2 separate regions of the Mus musculus genome follow, and region 1 is linked to region 2. Evidence: chromatin contacts called from ENCODE Hi-C or POLR2A ChIA-PET data. All regions are on one chromosome and are shown on one strand. The core of a region is the stretch at or near the end of the contact, and the rest is flanking DNA. Distances in the headings are between cores, read along the strand shown. Region 1 holds the start of Zfp689 (zinc finger protein 689). Region 2 holds the start of Zfp764 (zinc finger protein 764).

What was found. Hi-C counts contacts between places; a loop is a spot of excess contacts on that map. ChIA-PET counts read pairs that join two places held with the same protein, here RNA polymerase II (POLR2A).
Region 1: a loop to region 2 is called in a map of heart, with 3 times the contacts of the local background. The contact joins the promoter of Zfp689 here to the promoter of Zfp764 in region 2. A Hi-C loop is called at or near these places in 3 of 37 maps with a recorded cell type or tissue (T-helper 1 cell, gastrocnemius and heart). POLR2A ChIA-PET finds 5 or more read pairs at or near these places in 1 of 5 experiments (Patski).

Annotation. Positions count from the first base shown.
Region 1 is chr7:127,447,808-127,451,338 of GRCm38, forward strand. It overlaps Zfp689 (zinc finger protein 689), which reads right to left and starts at 1,351. Exons shown (of 3, transcript NM_175163.3): 1 at 847-1,351; 2 at 556-669. The coding sequence starts at 1,051. It overlaps B130055M24Rik (a long non-coding RNA gene), which reads left to right and starts at 583. Exons shown (of 2, transcript XR_869949.3): 1 at 583-1,764.
Region 2 is chr7:127,405,064-127,408,275 of GRCm38, forward strand. Zfp764 (zinc finger protein 764) reads right to left here and starts at 1,759. Exons shown (of 3, transcript NM_146203.4): 1 at 1,358-1,759; 2 at 1,103-1,216; 3 at 1-596. The coding sequence starts at 1,541.

The DNA.
Region 1 (3,531 bases), core at 101-2,600, 42 kb after region 2:
TTGATGATGGATGTTTACATGAAAATATCAATGAAATAAACCCTCTTCTCCCCAAGCCACTTTTGTTCATGGTGTTTATCACAGCATAGAAACCTCTGACCAAGACAACTCCCAAATATGCAGCTGTTGGTCTAGGAGCACTTTGAGAGAGTTGTAAAAAAAAAAAACAAAAAAACCTTGGACTGTATTTCATCCAGTAGTTCACAAGCCTAGATGAACATTCCAATCAATGGGGCTTTTTCTTTTTTAAAGTCAAGAGTGAACCAGGGGCTAGAGAGAGATGTCTCAGTGGTTAAGGACTCTTTCTAGTCTTCCCAGGACCGATGGGAATTGGAGAAGTTCAATGGAAGCTAAGTCCCGGATCCTGGAAAGCAGTAGTTATCTTTTTCAAAGCTCAGTAATTCACTTATGTCAATGAAGTACCGTTTGTAGTTCGTATGCCCACAGTACAAGCAACCTGGTTAACTCTCATCAGACGACAAATTTAGATTGGGTCGACAGTTTAGGGCATTACTCAGGAAGGCAGTATGGTTTTCGTGGGTATTTTTCACTCACTTCTCTGGAATGTTACCCATCTCCGGTACTCCTGCGGATCTAGGGCTGCTGGTTCCCAGTCATCGGTATTTCGTTCCAACCAGGAGATGAGAGCTGGTTTGGGACCTGCGCATCCTGGGGAAGGAGAACCAGTCAGAGAGCTGGCCCGAAGAAAGGATGCTAAAAAATAAACGCCAACCCCTAACAAGCCGATCGCAGGTCAGGACCCTAGGCTCCCTGCCCCCACTCTACCCCGCCCTCAAGCTCCATCATCCCTTAGGCCCCGCGTAAGCAGATTGGGCCGGGCCTCACCGAGCGCGCCCAGGAGGCCGTAGGTCTCGCGCATCACATCCCGGTACAGAGTCCTCTGAGCGGGCTGCAGACACCCCCACTCCTCCGAGGAGAAGTACACGGCCACGTCCACGAACTTCAAGGCCCTTGGCCTCCTGCCCCTTTTCCGAGTAGGTCCAGCCTCTCCGACTGCCCGCAGGAGAAGCGGAGCCGAAGGTGGCGCCATCGGACCTGCTCCCCGGCCTTGCCACGGGGACCCGGAGACCTAGAAGCTCCGTCGGGAAGGCCCGGAGGAAATCTGAATCGGCTGCCTGAGGGGCCGGGCGGCCCGACACAGACCGTTATTCAGGGAACTCCCGCTGGAACTTGGGTGAGAGGCACCGGAAGATGCCTTCGGGGAAGATGGCGGCGCTGCTCCTGCACCACCGCTGCCTAGAACACAGGCAGGTTCCAGCTATCGATTTTATTGACCCGAACGCCATGCCGACTTCTTAACCTCCTTGCCCTAAAGTGTAATGGCGCTGCGAGATGGCTTCTTGCCTACTTTCCTCCTATCTATTGCATTCGTTTATTGGTTGGTAGCTGAAGATCGGGCGTTCTGATTGGTCATCAATGAAGGCGGCCCATTTGAATGAAGCCAACGGATTCTTAAGGGCAAGAAGGTGGATCCTGTGTCTCTAAGCCGGTTGTGAGAAGTCTTATGAATGGGAGGCTTTTCTTGTGTTCTCCAACGCTTGTTTGCCCTACTTGGAGAAGACGTTTCTACAGGTCTTCCAAAGGGAAAGTCACACAGTGACAACATGGATTTTTGAACAGCTACATCCTACGATCATAAAGGTGTCACAGCCAGGAATTCTGAAAAGTACTAGATGAGAAGGGAGCGGTGGTAAGGATCTGGTGCACAAAAGGCGCGTCTGGTAAAATTGAATGACTAGAATGGTAAGTTGACTGGTCTTGTACCTTGGGCAGCTCCTAAGTAGTCTATAGAAGTGAATGGCCTACCTGAGTACCAAGGAAGTTCGCTTGTTTAGAGGTGAGACCAATAGCTTTGGGCTTACCCTTTCTTTGTACAGTGGAATGCACATTTAGGCTACCAGGGGGAACAAAAGACAGATGGCTAGTTGATCCTTTCATTTATAATGAAGCAGGGAAATCACCCCTGTACCGTTGCTTTCCGAAATAGTGCAGCTGTGTCAACGTGTGTCAGGAGTGCATGGGCAACATAGACCCTGTTTTTAAATGAAGAGTGTATAGCCCAGTGGCAGGCATTTGCCTAGCATGCATGGGGCCCAAAGTTCTATAAAAGTATTTTTAAAATAGATACCCAGGACTGGGTATGAAGCCGAACCTATTGCTCCTTTCTGAATAATTATCAGGTAAGGAAGACTGCACAGAGGGTAAATAGGATTCGCACATCTAGAGGCCACACAGAGAGGCTGTGCCTTCGCTGCTGAGAGCCAGCCAAGCACCTGGACTATTCGAGTAGATGGTGTCTGAAACTTTATGTCTAGAGTCCTGGACTCCCCCCTCCATAGAGAACTACAACAAAAATCATAAGACAGCCGGGTGCAGTGGCACGCACCATTAATTCCCAGCACTTGGGAGGAAAAGGCAGGTAGATCTCTTGAGTTTGAGGACATCCTGGTCTACAAAGTGAGTTCCAGGCTATCCGGGGCTATCTCAAAACCAGCCTGCCTCAAAAAACAAATGAACAATAAAACCCCCACAAATCTGGATCAGCTTCCTCAAAATCTGTTACTAGACATAGGAATGAAATCCAAACATGGAATGTCTTCTTTGTGGCTCTAGCAACTCTTATGTTGGGCAAAACGCTTTAAGACTAATTTCTCCCCAGCTGGAGAAGTGGCTCAGTGGTTAAGAGCACTTGTTCTGGGGCTGGAGAGATGACTCAGCAGTTATGAGCACTGATTGCTCTTCCAAAGGTCCTGAGTTCAAATCCCAGCAACCATATGGTGGCTCACAACCATCTGTGATGAGATCAGATGCCCTCTTCTGGTGTGTCTGAAAACAGCTACAGTGTACTTACATAAAATAAATAAATAAGAAAAAAGAGCACTTGTTCTTACAGAGGACCCAGATTCTGTTTCTAGCACTCACATGGTGGCTAACAATCATCTGTAACTGTATTCCAAGAAATCTGCCACTGTGTCTTCCAGCAGCAGCAGGTACACATGTGGTACACAGATATACAGTCACACAAAACACCCATATTCATGAAGTAAATATTTTTTAAAAGATTCAGTCCATGGTTCATGCTCAGTGACTGCCAGCACCCAGAAATGCAACCTTAAATGTTAACACACTTTGATTTCACAGACTGCCTAAGGGATCACTTCACCATAAACCCAGACTAGGACAAGCAATATCAGTCCTAGAGAGAAGTAGAAAAACTACTTATTAATGAAAACAATAATTGCCTCCTCTTCTTTTTCAGATAGGGCCTCATGTTGTCCAGGCTAGCCTCAACACTATGTAGCTAAGGATGACCAAGAGCTTCTGGTCCTCCTACCTCTTAACTCCTGCATGCTCAATTATAAGTATGCACAGCATACCCAGTTTTATTTGGTGCTGGGATGAAACCCAGGACATTATGCAAACTAGGTGTCTTAAAGTTTCTATTGCTATGATGAAACACCATGACCAAAAAGCAAGTTGGAGAGGAAAAGGTTTATTTGGCTTACACTT
Region 2 (3,212 bases), core at 509-3,008:
TCCACAATCAGCACAACAGTAAGGCTTCTCCCCAGTGTGGATACGGAGATGGGCAATGAGGCCAGAGCGACGTGTGAAGGCTCGGCCACAGTCAGGGCAACAATGAGGCCGTTCCCCTCTGTGTATGGCCCGGTGAGAGCTCAGGGAAGAAGACCGGCTGAAGGATTTGTTGCAGTCGGGGCAACAAAATGGTTTTTCACCTGTGTGAGTATACATGTGTGCCACCAATGTGGACCGCTGGGTAAAACTCTTCCCACAGTCAGGACACTGATGCGGCCGTTCCCCTCGGTGTATGGCTCGGTGCATGGTCAGGGAAGAAGCCCGGCCGAAGCATTTGTTGCAGTCTGGGCACTGAAACGGCTTTTCACCTGTGTGAGTGTACAGGTGCTCCACCAATGTGGGCCGCTGGGCAAAACTCTTCCCACACAAATGGCACCCGTGACGCTTGTCTGCCCTTAGGACCGTGGCTTGAATTCCACTAGCGGAGCCAGCAAATGAGAGTTGTGGCTCCTTCTGCCCAGGTTCTGGAGAAAATGTCTTCTGCATTGCTTCAGTCTCTTCTCTTGGTCTCTTCCTTTCCTTCTCGTGCCTGCAATCTGCTGGGAGACCATGAAAAAAGCTCAGACTCTGACTTCTACTGCCCCTTAATTTCCACAGCGCCACATGGGGACAGACTGGACACAGGACGGTAGAGACCACCGCATCTGAGCATGTGCGGTGCACAGATGTCCAGATGCAGCATAAAGAAAGGGGTCTGTGTGGTCCCCAATCCCAAGTGCAGTTGTCTAAGAAGCACTTGTCAGAGGTGGACAGCAAGAACTGAAGGAGACTCCAGAACGCAGTCACAGAGATAGTAGCAGAGAAGAAGTGGGAACGAGGGGCTACAACCTATACAGCCTAATGACCCTGTAGATATGAGGTGAGAGCACTGGACAGAACAATCACAGCCCCTTTTCAGATGAATCCAGGAGCCAGCCATCATGGCTTTGGCCAGGAAACAGCAAAATAAGAAGAAACTGCCAGGCAGTAAGTGCAGTCACTAGAAGACACCACACAGGCTGGCAACACAGAAGTTTCCCCAGGCAAGTACCCAGTCCTTCACCTGAGTGGACTTCTGTCCTGCACATGGCCACCTCTGGATCCTGTGCACAGGGTCCCCACACTTCGGACTCTTCCTCCACCCAGCAGATGAGTGCTGGTTTGGCGCCTCCAAGTCCTGAAGGGAAAAATAGCAAACCCACTAGTCAAGAGGACAACCCACTTGGTTCCGACCGCCCGTGCCCAGGTCTCTCTGCTGCCACGCAGGACCCACGGTGTCACGTGAGGCGCGAACACAGGCGGCCAGGAAGGTTCTCACCGAGAGAGGCCAGGAGACCATAGGTCTCGCGCATCACCTCTCGGTACAGGGCTCTCTGCGCCGGCCGCAGACACCTCCACTCCTCCGGGGAGAAGTACACGGCCACGTCCGCGAAGCTCACAGCCTCGGGTTTACAGGACGCAGGCGGAGCCCAGGCCCTTCCCCGGGCCATCCTCTGCGCCATGGGGACTCCCCGCACAGTCCCTGGGTCAGCCCCGCACGCCTGGGATTGCCTTCTCAGTTCACGGTGTCCGTGGTCGGGTACCAGGGCTGAAAAGGGACAGGAACCAGGTCTGTGGGCACCTTAATGTAGGTGAAAATTGAAAACTGATAGGAGCACAGCGGAGATTTCAGGAAGACCGCGTAAAAATGTGGACTTGGGCGCGGCATCTCAGGAACTATGCTCCCTAGCGGTCCTGCCCAGGGTTGCATTACTTGACTTCCTGCATCAATTTCTTCCAGCCCTCATCAAAAATGGCCACAGAGTCTACAAGTGCCAGTCTGAGAACAAATCCCAGGCAGACAGGCCCACATGAGACTGCCTGCCTGTGAGGACCACATACAGGGAGGGTTTTATGGTCTCAGAAGACCCACAGCCCTCTCAAGGTCAGCTAGGTGGAAGCGGCCTGTGAATAGATGTTTAGTATTTTATTTGTGGTCAGTGTTCATCTCGGAGCTAGAAGCAAGCCTGTGGAGGGAGACCTGTTAATAAGCTATTAAATGAAGCAGGCCTCCAGTTGTGGTGGTTTTATCAGCTTGGTCTTCAAATCTCAAACTAGTTGAGGAATACTGACTGCTCCTGATACAGATCAGAGATCACAGAGCTGATCTTTGATCAGCCAGGACACCTGGGACATTCCAGACCATCCAATCTTCTAAAAGGTTAAATGTACTCCTGCCCATCTGGATTTCTTTGCCTCACTCTTAGCAGGGAGTTAAGATTTCTGGGCCATTTGTGAGAGTCCGGGGAGGAATGAGGTCCAACTCACAGTAAGGATTTAAGTCTGACTCATTGTTATTTTAATATAAGAATACCTACCTATGAAAGGAATATTATCCTATTTGTCATCATTCAGAGCTGTTTGTGCTTTATAAAAAAAAAAAAGAAAAAGAAGCCAGGGATATGTTGGTGGAGGCACAGTGTGGTGTAGGTGAAGGGGGTGCCTCTGAGAGCTCATTTGAGTCCTCCCTTCCCCCCGGAGGTACCAGCTTATGATGGTACAGTATAGAATAGAGTTTATTTAAGGCATGGGGTGGAGAGTTGATGGCTTAATAGAGACAGATGAAGAGAGACAGAGAGAGAGGGAGAGAAGGAAAGGTGAGAAAAAGAGAAGAAAGAGAAAGAGAGAGAAAAGAGAAGTGGAATAGAACACATGGAGGGGGGAGGGGAATGAGGAGAGAAGGGACAGAGCAGAAGAGGGTTAGAGAGCAAGAGAGCAAAAGGTGTACACTGTAGCTGTGTTCAGACACACCAGTAGAGGGGGCATCAGATCCCCATTGCAGATGGTTGTGAGCCACCATGTGGTTGCTGGGAATTGAACTCAGGACCTCTTGAAAAGCAGGCAGTGCTCTTAAGCACTGAGCCATCTCTCCTGCCCTGAAAATAGTTTTAATCCCCAACCAACTGCACCACCAGAGTGGGAGGAGGGGTGACCCAGGGTTATGAGATCGCTATCAGCTCCCCCAGTTTCATACAGCATATACCTTCTAATGTGTGGAACAAGGCTATGGTGAACAGGATGTCGCCCTATAAATGATTGATCTTAGACAGTTTAAAGAGGCCACTGTTTTTATATGGGATGCATATGCCTTGTGTAAATTCTAAATAACTAGGCTACCCAAATATTCCCCGAGC